Regions from separate parts of the Homo sapiens genome. Here region 1 is linked to region 2. Evidence: chromatin contacts called from ENCODE Hi-C or POLR2A ChIA-PET data. All regions are on one chromosome and are shown on one strand. Each heading gives the region's core, a stretch centred on a gene start or an enhancer-like site at or near the end of the contact. The rest is flanking DNA. Distances are from core to core; before and after follow the strand shown.

Region 1 (6,211 bases), core at 2,336-4,835, 170 kb before region 2:
ATTCCCCCTTCTTGGGAGAGGAACCCCTGAGCGTGCGATGGCCAAGTCCCACCCTGACAGACCCGTGCCTGGCTCCAGCCCTTACCAGTGTCCTGCCTGGGCTGGAGGTTTTTTCGCACATCATCCCATGCCACTCCTTTTCTCCAGAACCCCATTGATCCTCGAAGGTGGCCCAGTGTCCCCTGACGATGGAGAGATTGAGGTTCTCTAGAGGACAGAGCTTGCCAGGCCCCTCGGCTAGCATGTGGCAGAGCCAGAAGCAGAAGCCAGGGTTGTCTGGGCTCTTCCCACTTAATTCCAAGCCCTCCCTTGCACCACAAGTCCTCCCTAGGAGCTCCTGCTCGAACTCCAATTTCCAAAGTGTTTTACAGCCCCTGCCCGAATGCTGCCTGTTCCAAGTGATGCCCCTAAAAGCAGCCCGGCTTCATGGTGACCTGACACCACCCCAGCCTCAACCATCTTACCCATGCCCTGTTTGATCCCATTGCAGGACCCTGGCTTGTAGCTGTGTGGACCCCATACTCTCTTCCTATCCCAAACCTTCCTATTCCACCAGGGTGCCCTTCTACAAGGGCCAGGACCTCCTCCAGGCCACAGCAGTCACCTGGATGATGAGGGCTCCAGGAGGCACCCTCAACCCTGGAATTCTCTTTTTCAAATAAGAGATCCAGGTGAGAACCGTGAGGATGGGCACTTGGACAGGAAGAGGTTGCTTTGGCCCGAGCAGCAACAACGTTGGTCACTCAAGCCTTCACCAGGTTCTGCTCCACACAGAAGGAAGGAAAGCCCATCTCATCAGGCCTTGGGCACCAACAACACAAATAGTTCCTTGCTAGCAATACATTTTCCGATATGTTTTTGCTTCTTCCTCTAACGTTTAACCTTGGGTATATTTCAAAAGAAACGCAAGTCTGCTTGCTTCTGATTCATACTCACTGAGATCATCAAAACCAGAATTATTTGGTAATAGCTGCTGGGTTTACTGGATGCCCTCTGGGATCTGTAAAATCTCTATTCCTCAGAAACAGGAAGTTTCAACAAGAGGAAGGAGGCTGGTTGCAAAAATCAAAATTTGAATCTTCTCCACCTATTGGAGAGCCCAGCGTTCATGGCACTTCCTTCAGCCAGTTAACAAATGTGGATTCGGTGCCTACTGTGTGCAGGAACTGGGGACAGAGATGATTTTTTAAGGGGCTCTGAATGAGTTTGCTGAGGCTGTCAGAAGAGAATACTGTACATCAGGTGGCTTCAACAACAGAAATTTATACTTGCACAATTCTGGAGGCTGGAAGACTGACAGGGGCCAGCAGGGGTCCTTTCTTTTAAGTCCTCTCTCTTTGGCTTGGAGATGGCTGCCATCTTGCTGTGTCTGCCCATGGTCTTCCCCCTGTGTCTGTTTGGTTCTAATCACTTCTTGTAAGGACACCAGTTACATTTAATTTAGTCCCCCCCAATGACATCATGTTAACTTAATTACCTCTTTAAAGACCCTGTCTCCAAATACAGTTGCATTCTGAGGTTCTGGGGGGTTAGGACTTCAACATATACATTTGGAGGAGTGGGGCGCACAATACAGCTCAATGTAGCCTCTGATCTCAAGTCATTTTCCCATGTCAGGCTTTCTCTTTGGTCACCATCTGAGGTTAGCGTCTGCAGTGAGGTGGTCGAGGTGCCTGTTCTGGGCTGTTGCAGGTTTTCTAAGGCAGGATGATTTGGTGAAATGGCCACCACACCATCAGATCTGAACTCTTGTTCTGCCCCCTTCACTAGCTGGGTGGTATAGCCTGAGTTATGTAACCTCCAAAGCCTCAGTTTCCTCATCAATATACTGAGAATAATCATTTCTGCCTCGAAATGGGAGTTATTTTCCCAGGTGTGTTTCCTGCAGGGTTTCCTCCTCCAGTGAACCAAGGATGTCTTCTCATGGCTCTATGGGAAGAAGTGGGCTGGGAAACGCAAGAAAGGAAGACACAGGGTTAGAGGTCAGGTCCCTCAGCCAATCCATAGCCAAAATGCCTGACTGCTAGTACTTAACTCCTTAGGCTTGGGCCTCTTGGGAGCTGATGCTTGGTCAACTCCCACTGTCTGGGCAGACCCACCCACAGACTCTCCATCCTACCGGGGTTCCCCTGGCTCTCTCCCCTGTGACTTCCTTGGAAAAGGTTCTCCTCTGAAGGCAGCCAGCTCTCCTGGGTCAAGTCCCAGGCTAGGAGGAGGGGAAAGTGACCTGGAACTGAGCATCCCCCAGGAGTACCCACGGCCAGGACCTCTGTAAGAGTGTGGTCTAGGAAGGCAAGGGACAATTGTTGGGTCCAGGCTGAGCCCACTTGCTGAAAGATGATCTTGGATAGAAAACAAGTCGAAAGGCTAACAGAGCCCTCTGTTTAGAGGAAGCCCTCACAGTTCAGGGATGTAGGGGCTGGACTAGTCATTAAGGGACCTGGGTTCAAATCCCAGCTCCAATAGTTGCCTGTGATAGGACACTAGCAGCTTACATGACTGCCCTGAGCTTCAGTTCCTTGGCTATAAAATGGAGATAACAATACCTAACTTGTTCCCCTCAAAGGCTCAAAATGGAATAAAGTGCTGGGCAAATATGAGTACATACTTTATTGTATTGCATTGTAGTTGAGACAGAGTCTCACTGTGTCACCCAGGCTGGAGTGCAGTGGCACAATCATGGCTCACTGCAACCTTGACCAGCTGGGCTCAAGCAATCCTCCCACCTCAGCCTCCTGAGTAGCTGGGACCACAGTTGTGTGCCACCACCCCCAGCTAATTTTTCAATTTTTTTTAGGGCTAGGGTCTCACTATGTTGCCCAGACTAGTCTCAAACTCCTGGGCTCAAGCGATCCTTCCGCTTCGGCCTCCCTAAGTGCTGGGATTACAGGCTTGAGCTACTGTGCCCTGTCTGAATGTATATTTTATTAATAAGTAAAAAAAGTGCCCACTTGGCCTCCGTCCTCTGAGCCAGCACACCTTCTCAGCTCCTGGGAATGAAGGGAGAAGTCCTTGTTGCTTTGGTTTCCAGTTTCTTTAAGCTGCCAGTATTCTACACATACACACACACACACACACACACACACACACACACACACACACACACCCCATTGGGAGCAGATTAAGGAGACATCTCTTCTCAAAAAGAAGAGCATTTCCAGCTTTGGAGTAAGAAGAATTAGGGCTCCTTCTGGGCCACATCACCTCTTCAGCATCATCCCACCCCCAGCTGGAGCCCTCTCTCCCTCCCTCCCTGAATTACTCACACTCTTGGAAACATGACTGATGACTTCGGGATGAGTAAGAGGCTCTTGCGTGTCATGGTTTGACTGCTGGGAGGGTGAATGAGTTCAGTGCTCCCTTGAGCAAGGCCACCGCGGACCTGCACCAGGGGTCCAGGCCACAGGACCCCAGAGGGGAGTTAGGCTTCATTTAGCAATGAACTAAAAGTCCTGACCCATTCCCCCTTCTTCCAAGCCCCTGAGTGGTGATGCCCTCTCAGTGTGGAGTGACAGCCCCAACACCTTTCTGGGCTGCCCAGGTAGAGGGTGCAGGGGCTCCTTCTGAGCTCCAGGTGAGTGCATTCCTCAGACCCAGGCACTCCTGGCCTCAATCCAGCAGAGCCAGGCCCAGGGGCAGCTCTGAAATTGGCAGCCAGCGTTGGTTGCTGTGGAAGGTCCCTAATCCTGGGGCCCACTCTGCAGGGTGCGTGTGTGTAGTGGGTGTGTGTGTGTAGTGGGTGTGTGTGTTTATACTCTCGTGGACACCCTAATCCACAATGTCAGTCAAGCAAATATTTTTGGTCTGTTTTCCATTTTCCATGTGTCTCATTTCAGAACATTTGGTGGACATGGGATCACAGCAAAGGAAGGTATTTATTCAATGCATTTTGAAGTGTCTTTTTTACATTCTTGGAGTTACTGTGCAAGGTGAACATGCTAACATAAGCAAAACAACATGCGAACTAGACTTTCCTGGCATGCAATAAATAGGGCTGAAGCATCAGTTTCCCCATACCTAAAGTGGGTTTAGTCAGAACACAGATGGCATGGAAAATAACGCTAGGACTGTGAAGCATGAGGCAGCCCCACCTCAATGTCCTCTGCACCCGGCACAAGACAGTGTCCTCACTTGGAGCCTTAGCTTCCCAAATAGTCACTGCTGTGTGAGAGATGGGGCTTACCCTCAAACTTTGCTCCATGCAGATCTTGAGGACTGAATGTCCGTTGAGTTGCTCAAGATGAAAGTGACGCATCAAGAGGCAGGACTTGATTAAAGCATTGCAGGACAGAGGAATAGAACTCAGAGGAACCCATTATGAAGCTGAGTTGCTTGATGGCACTGTGATATCCCAAACACAGGGCTGAGAATAAGTGAGGCAGGGAAGCCTACTGGCCCAGGCTCTCCCAGTTCCTCCCCACCAGCTCCTCTCCCAGCGGAATGGGTGGTTCCCTCCTCATCACCACTCTGTATTAACATTAGGCTTAGTCCTTAAAATGTAGGGTGTTAGAAGTTCCATATAAAGCTGGAATAAACCTTAAGTAACTAACTCAGATGTTCAAAAAATATTACCTTCTTTCCCTTCCTATAACTCAGATGAGATACCTCACCACCAGAATGGCAGAAAATTACCCAGTCAATGCAGGTTTTCCTGCTCACTCTTCTCAGTGTTGGGAGTGATTTTCTAGGAGGTTCACCAAGAGCTAAGGAATTGGGGAGACTTTCCTCATGCAGGCCTCTGCTGGGATGGCTGCTGTTCTGATCTTACAGATCCTTCAGTGTGCACCTCTCTCCGGGTCATACTAAGGGTCTAGAATTCATGCTGCTGCTCCCGCACTGATCAGAGCCAGGGGAGGCTCTACAAGCCTTGTCTGTCCCCTCTGTGAGATCTGGCTGGCTCCTGAGACCCTAACCCAAGATATAGGGGTGCGGAGCTGCTCTCTAATTCCCTCCCGTTCTTCTCTCTCCTCCCCACCTAGGGGATTTTTCTCTAGTCTTAGAAGGGTGGTTGGCTGGAAGCGGGAGTGGGAGCTGCTCTCTATCATCTGTTTTCTCCAAACTTTGTGACTCTGTTCCTTTTAGGACTTGGGCTTTGAAACCAAAGCCAGAAAGGCACCCCTTTTTTCTGCCTTGTATCCTGTTATATCCACTTCCCCCTTGGTAATCAGCTCAGAACTGGTGGTGAAAAGGGCAAAGAATAAATACTGGGAGGAATGGGCTGATATTTCAAAAATATGCTGCACAGGCTGGGCACAGTGGCTCATGCCTGTAATCCCAGCACTTTGGGAGGCCAAAGCGGGTAGATTGCTAGAGCCCGGAAGTTCAAGACCAGCCTGGCAACATGGCGAAACCCCATCTCTAAAAATATACAAAAATTAGCCAGCTACGGTGGTGTGCATCTGTAGTTCCAGCTATTTGGGGTGCTGAGGCAGGAGGATCGTTTGAGCCTTGGAGGTCAAGGCTGCAGTGAGCTATGATCATCCCACTGCACTCCAGCCTGGGCAACAGAGTGGGACCCTGTCTCAACAAAACAAAACAACAAGAACAAAATATGTATATGCAGTACCCCATGGAGCATCCGTCTTCACTACCTGAATTAGAACTTGCTGTAAAGCTATTGTAATCATGACAATAAGATATTGGTGTCAGAATAGACAAGGAGATCAAGGAAACAGAATAGAAAGCCTAGGAGTGAGACCATGTGTATGTGCTCAACTGACTCCCAACAAAGGCACCAATGTGATTCAATGGGGGAAAGGAAAGTCTTTTTAATTTTAAATGATGCTAGAACATCTGGATATTAAAAAATGAGCATTGACCCTTACCTCACATCATACTCAAAAATTATTTTGCACCAGGCACAGTGGCTCATGCCTGTAATCCCAGCATTTGGGGAGGCCAAGGCAGGCGGACCGCTTGAGATCAGGAGTTCAGACCAGCCTGGCCAACATGGCGAGACCCTGTCTCTACAAAAAATACAAAAAATTAGCTGGGCCTGGTGGCATGCACCTGTAGTCCCAGCTACTTGGGAGGCTGAGGTGGGAGGATGGCTTGAGCCCAGGAGGTAGAGATTGCAGTGAGCCCAGAATGCGCCATTGCACTCCAGCCTGGGTAACAGAGCCAGCCAGACCCTGTCTAAAAAAAAAAAAAAAAAAAAAAAATAGATGGATTATAGACCTAAACAAAAAATCTAAAACTATAAAGCTTCTAA
Region 2 (6,046 bases), core at 1,434-3,933:
GGTACACAAGGCTTTTCTCCTTAACAATAGGACCAGACTTTAACCTCTGCATGCCCGAACGCTCTTGGTAATAGTGCTACAGACATAGCAGGTGAGGAACAAAACAGTCAGCTGGTTACGGAGGCAACCGTGAAGCACCAGAAGTGGTTAAAAGCAGCTGTGAAAGGGCAGGCATGGGGCGGGGTACTCTTGCTTTTCATTATACATCTTTGTGAAGTATTTGCTTTTGCAACCATGTCCATGTTTCTTTGGCAAATATAATAAACAAAATCCTTTGTTGGTTATGAATAATCTATTGATGTGTCTGCAAACTACAAGGGACCACTTTCCATATATTTAAAAGGACAGATTATGGGCCGGGAACAGTGGCTCACGTCTGTAATCCCAGCACTTTGGGAGGATGAGGCTGGAGGATCACTTGAGGTCAGGAGTTTGAGACCAGCCTGGCCAACATGGTGAAACCTGTCTGCACTAAAAATACAAAAATTAGCTAGGTGTGGTGGCGGGCACCTGTAGTCCCAGCTACTCGGGAAGCTGAGGCAGGAGAATCGCTTGAACCCAGGAGGCAGAGGTTGCAGTGAGCCGAGGTCGCCCCACTGCACTCCAGCCTGGGCGATGGAGCCAGACTCTGTCTAAAAATAAATGAATAAATGGACAGGTTACGTTCTGAGGCTTAACTCCAAACAGGCTATGTCATCAGTGTGTGTCAGTGACGAGGGAGATAGCCAAGCATGAGGCTGCACGGGGAGGGTCACTAGGCCAGCAGAGCCCTGCGCCTCAGAACAAAGCAATGGCCCTGCACAGAGAACATGGGCTCACTCTGCCGTCTGCTAATGTGTAAAGATAATGCTCATCATCTGTATGTATGTTTTGTGCAGGGTTTACTAAAAATATGAGAATACTGTAGGAAAACATGATTTTATTCCTTCTAACCCCTAACATACGTAAAGAGTGAAGGAGATGAAGCCTTTGCAAGCTATTTCTGCCAGCTTATGAAAACTAGAATTTTAATATTTTAGGCAGAAGATTTTCATATATACGAACACATATATGTACATGTATTTGGTTAAAGGAAGTGGGCCTTAGTGCTGGGGCATCCAAGTGTAGAAAGGGTGAGGCTGAGATTTCTATTGAGGACAATTTAGTACTTGGGTTGTGAGCCAAACACGAAGAAGGTGGGCACTGTGATGTGTACCAGCAGGCTCAATGGGCACGTTACCCAGCGTGGATCACAGGTCGATTCTTTCAAAGGCCAGAGATGAAGATAAATCAGTCTTTGCTAAAAACATCCCACGGCTGCGCGTTACAAAGGCATATTTTGCTTCAGTATGTAATTTCCTCACTACTTAACTATAAAAGTGTATCAGAATTGAATTCTAGGGCTTTTTCTAAATGAGAGCTGAGTCACAGGTATCTCGGTGCTGTGTCTGCAGACTAAAGTGGATGACTCACATCTGTAAAATTCTGAGAGAAAGTACCAACCGACCCCTTGCTTAGTCATCTTTTGCATGGATGCTGGGTTCATGAGCTCTGTAAACTATAATGAGCGATCTAGCCTTTTACCATCTCTTTATTCTTTTCTAAACAGTACAAATTACATCTCTAAAAATAACTTCATCTACGCAAGTGAGTCACTTCAACCTAACAAGCTTCCACAAGTTACTCAGCTAAATTGTACTATTTACTGTGAAGGTAAAAATCTTGTTGTCATATTAGTCCCATTTTTTTCTTTCTTTCTTTTTTTTTTTTTTGAGATAAAAATTTGGTAGACTTGGAAAAGGGAGGAGGTTTCAGCAAATGTTTTAAAAAACATATGATTTACTCCTAACCTCTCACATGGGCAGGGGTTGTGATGGGGCTGGAGGAAGGAATTCTTTGAAAACTATTTCTAACAGCGCATGAAAATCAGAATTTTAATATTTCAGGCTGTAGCTTAAGCAAAGACTCTGCAATTTTCTTTGTGTGAGCCCATGCGTAAGCTGTCCTCTCTGCGGGATGTTTATTGGCTGTTGGAAGAGATATATATCAATAATTCTATTTGCTTTAAAATCCTGATCTGTGAAATTATGACATTTTTGACGAGAGACCCAGCCACGCTAATAAATGCATATGTATTAAATACTAATCTTTGCTCTTCCAGGAGCTGATCACTCACCACACCCTGAATTCTCTAGACACACAACTAAGCTTTGGTACTCCACCCGTTTACTGTGTAGCTTTCCAACCCCGAGGCCTGCCTGCTGGTCTTTAGCTTGCCTTTCCTGGCCTGGCATTGTCAGCTCTCAGCAGCCCCACCCCAGGCCTATCCCAGTTAGGCAATAGGTACAATGGAGGCAAGAGCAGGTGACCTGCATGAGGCTTATACCTTCACAACCTGGGCAGCAATACTGAAATATCAAAGCACTGTTAATCCACACTCTAGCCTCAGTCAAAGTGGACTAGAAGGATTTCTCATTCATGTTTGGCCAGGAATGAAATTACTAATACCAACAGGCCTAGAAAGTTTCCACTGCTGTTTCAGCTTCTCCTTTAAGACATCAGATCCGTTGGCTTCATCCAAATGGCCACGTGAACAACCTTTCCCTGTGCATGGGGGTGCTTTAGAAGAGGAAAATGAAATCACTGGTCCATCTGAAAATTCCCCAGGAAATGGACTGCAAAGCCTACTTCCTGACTCCAACGAAGGCAGAGGCTGAGTCATCTAATCCCTCCCGACTAGTATTCACTTGACTTGCACCAAGTAGGTCAGCTGGAGTCGTCTGAATTCTGCTCTCTGTCCTCGTAAGCAGCCACCCCCTGCAGTGGAGCTACTGGAGCATGCTGGGTCTGGTCTCTTCTGCGAGGTCTTCACTCAGCCTCAGCCCACAAAGTTGATGTTACATAACCTCTCCTAAGTTTCTCTTTTCTCATTTGCAAAATGGGAAGAGTCACACCATTTACCTCTCAGGGCTGTGACGATGAAAAGGGACACTGTACATGCAAGTGCTACACAGACTTCAAGGTGCTCTGACCACTCAGCTCTCCCATTTCAGCAAGTGGTTACTGAGCTCTTGTCTAGTGCCTAACACCGGGCCAGGCGCTGTGCATAACAAAGAGTTAAAACATGGTTTAGAAGCCTGGGCAACATGGCAAAACCCTGTCTCTACTAAAAACACAAAAAATTAGCTGGGCATGGTGGGTGCACCTGTAGTCCCAGCTACTGGCATAGGGGGTTGAGGTGGGAGGATTGCCTGAGTCTAGGAGGTTAAGGCTGCAGTGAGCCAAGATCGCACCACTGCATTCTGGTCCTGACAACAGAATGAGATTCTGTCTCAAAAAACAAAACAAAACATGGTTTAGATTTAGTCCTGGACCTCAGTAAGCAAATTAAGCAGAATAATGAAGCAAATACATATGACAATTAAGGAACCATTCAAGATAACAGATCTCATAATTACGTTATTTGGATCAAGTGTTATTCAGGTGGGAGTGCTCGGTTAGACAGTGAAGCTGAAGACAGCTTTTAAGAAATGGTGCAAGAAAGATGAGGAGGTCAAGGAGAAAAAGCAAGAAGGGTCAACAAAGAGGCCAAGGCTGAGTGGGAGAGAAAGCTGGATGGGGAAGGTGAGCCTGTCTACTGGGGAAGGCCGCCAGATAAAGGTGGTGTCTTGAAATGATTAATGTGGTGGCAAGGCCCAAGAGCCACAGACAAACCAGCTGGCCAGTGAGCTAGTCCTGGAGGTGACAGGTTATAAGCAAGGGTGAAGGCACGGGAGTGGCAAACACAGGAATGAGTAACACCTTGCATTTCTATAGCACATGACGCCTTCCCCTTTGCTTTCATGTGATTTAATCCTCACAAACCTCCATGAGCTAGGCAGGGTAAGTGTCAATCTCATTTCACAGACGAGGAAGCTGAATCTCGGAGCCACTGCGTGGTGAGGCTGAGAAGTTAACCCAGTTTCCTGACTAAGATGGGTGCTCCTTTGACTGCCTGTGTAGCCTCCACACTTGCTGGGTATCAGATTTACCCATGAAGCTGTTTTATTTTTTATTTTTTTTGGAGACAGTCTTGCTCTGTTGCCCAGGCTGGAGTGCAGTGGTATAATCTCGGCTCACTGCAACCTCTGCCTCCCAGGTTCAAGCAATTCTCGTACCTCATCCTCCCAAGAAGCTGGGACTACAAGTCCATGCCACTACATGCAGCTAATTTTTGTATTTTTAGTAGACACGGGGTTTCACTATGTTGGCCAGGCTGGTCTCGAACTCCTGACCTCAAGTGATCCTCCCACCTCGGCCTCCCAAAGTGCTGGGATTAGAGGCGTGAGCCACTGGGCCTGGCCTGAAGCTATTTTATTAAAACCACACAAGTTCAGCAACCAATCCTCCCTAACCCCTTTCAGATTGAACAGTGGAACAGGGAGAGGAGAGAAGAGAAGAAAGGCAGGAGGTGCTCAGTCCTCAGAATCTGCCAAGGCTCTCAGGGGTTCTGACGTAGTCAGGGCATGAACCACTGCACCCACTGCACTGTACAATGTGGTACCTAAGTGGTTAAGAAGGAGAAAAGAGACGGGCAAATGAGACATCATTCCAAGGGCTGAAGCCTCAGTTCATAGAAACTGGTCTGCCATTAAAAGCTGGATGGAGCAGAAAATGTTCGGTCCGTGGAATTGGGTAAGAACTGTGCCCTAAACAGGGACGTCGTATCAGCTCCATGTGCCTGTGCTAGCTCTTATTTTTACCCTTCACAGCCAGAGTAAGAAAGTTCCACGGCATTCCAGAAGACTGGCTGCAAGCAGTGTGGCCATGGATGACTTCCTGCACTTGCCCTCCTCCAGTGAGACAGATCCCAGCCTCTCCATTTCCCAAACCTGTATCCCTCCACATGTCGTCCCAGCCACGTCAGTCCCCAGTTCAATGGCCTCTCTGTCAAGCCTTCCCCAGCTCCCTCACGCAGAGGGAGGTGCTCCCTTCTGATTCCCACAGAACCCTCGGAAGTCCCTATCCCACTGTGGGCTTTCTTGGTCTCAGAAACTTCCCTGCCAGGCAATGAGCAGCTTGACAGCAGGGACCATCTTGCATTATCCTGTACCTCTGGGATGGGACAGGCTCAATAACTGTTGGTTTACGTGGAGCCCCGCTGAGTCTTCAGTCAAACTGAAAAAGTTCTGTCCAATTCTTGACTTTCTGCTATGCTCCCACCACTCTTTGGAGCAAAAGTGAGCTTCACAGAAGTCTGAAGTCACCTTCATTTGACTGTTCTGAATTACACCAAGGTCTGAATCCTTGAGTTGAGCCAGTTCGCGTTCCTCTTATCTTGCAGCCTTTGCCTAAGCAACAGGCTGTCCCTTTTGTTATGTGGGGTTCCATCACTACTCCACTTTCCTCCTCAAAGCTACAAGTTTTAAAGGATTTTGCCTAAAGGATCATTTTCCCATGACATGTCCAAATTATTACACCCAGCAACCACATTTCTAAACCTAAAACAAAAAACTTGATATTTAATTTAGTTTTTACAACTTTTTCATGGATAAGTGTTTGATTTCTATTTGTCCTTTGAATTGAAGTTCTGAACATATTATGGTCACAGACCTTCATTGTTGCTTTTTGAACAGTAAGCTGGTCTAAATCCCAGAAGGAATCTTTTGTCTCCTCTTCATCATTCCCAGCCTCCAAAGTGGAATCTTAAAACCACCTCCTCTTGGATGCTTTCCCAAAAGAATTCTCCCAATTCTCTACCAGCCAACATAACTCTCCTTCCCCTCCCCTTCCAAAATGTATTTGTATCTACCACATCTCTCCACACATGCCAACTGAAAGTTAATGCTCTTGAAGGTAGGAACCACCTCTACATTCCACCATGTGCCTAGAACTGACGGAGTAATCATCTGGGATAATTAAACATTACTGATTGGTATAAATGTCATGAGCTGAGGGTAATTACCAAGCTTGAGCATAAATGCATACATAAAATGAAACTGAAACTTGAGAACTTGTTTTAAATGTACAATTTTGAAACTGATAAGCAGAGTCTTTCTGTATTGTACCATATTGTTAACCTGCCTGG

Evidence for each region. Hi-C counts contacts between places; a loop is a spot of excess contacts on that map. ChIA-PET counts read pairs that join two places held with the same protein, here RNA polymerase II (POLR2A). Pooled maps may share reads with other maps.
Region 1: a loop to region 2 is called in a pooled map, with 3 times the contacts of the local background. The contact joins two enhancer-like sites. A Hi-C loop is called at or near these places in 2 of 168 maps with a recorded cell type or tissue (PC-9 and natural killer cell) and 13 of 50 pooled maps. POLR2A ChIA-PET finds 5 or more read pairs at or near these places in 2 of 52 experiments (MCF 10A and activated CD4-positive, alpha-beta memory T cell).

Annotation. Positions count from the first base shown.
Region 1 is chr2:28,443,150-28,449,360 of GRCh38, reverse strand. It overlaps LOC102723530 (a long non-coding RNA gene), which reads left to right. Exons shown (of 2, transcript NR_187669.1): 2 at 557-2,598. Among named protein-coding and RNA genes, the nearest start is that of PLB1, 50 kb to the left of the region's middle. Within about 2 kb of position 3,585, at least 3 of the 41 ENCODE cell types and tissues checked have a DNase peak (open chromatin) inside an H3K27ac peak, as active enhancers do.
Region 2 is chr2:28,271,713-28,277,758 of GRCh38, reverse strand. The region is part of intron 10 of BABAM2 (BRISC and BRCA1 A complex member 2); the gene reads right to left. It overlaps LOC124907745 (a long non-coding RNA gene), which reads left to right. Exons shown (of 2, transcript XR_007086254.1): 1 at 1-6,046. Among named protein-coding and RNA genes, the nearest start is that of BABAM2-AS2, 36 kb to the left of the region's middle. RefSeq lists enhancers at 1,124-2,323, 2,922-3,031. Within about 2 kb of position 2,683, at least 17 of the 41 ENCODE cell types and tissues checked have a DNase peak (open chromatin) inside an H3K27ac peak, as active enhancers do.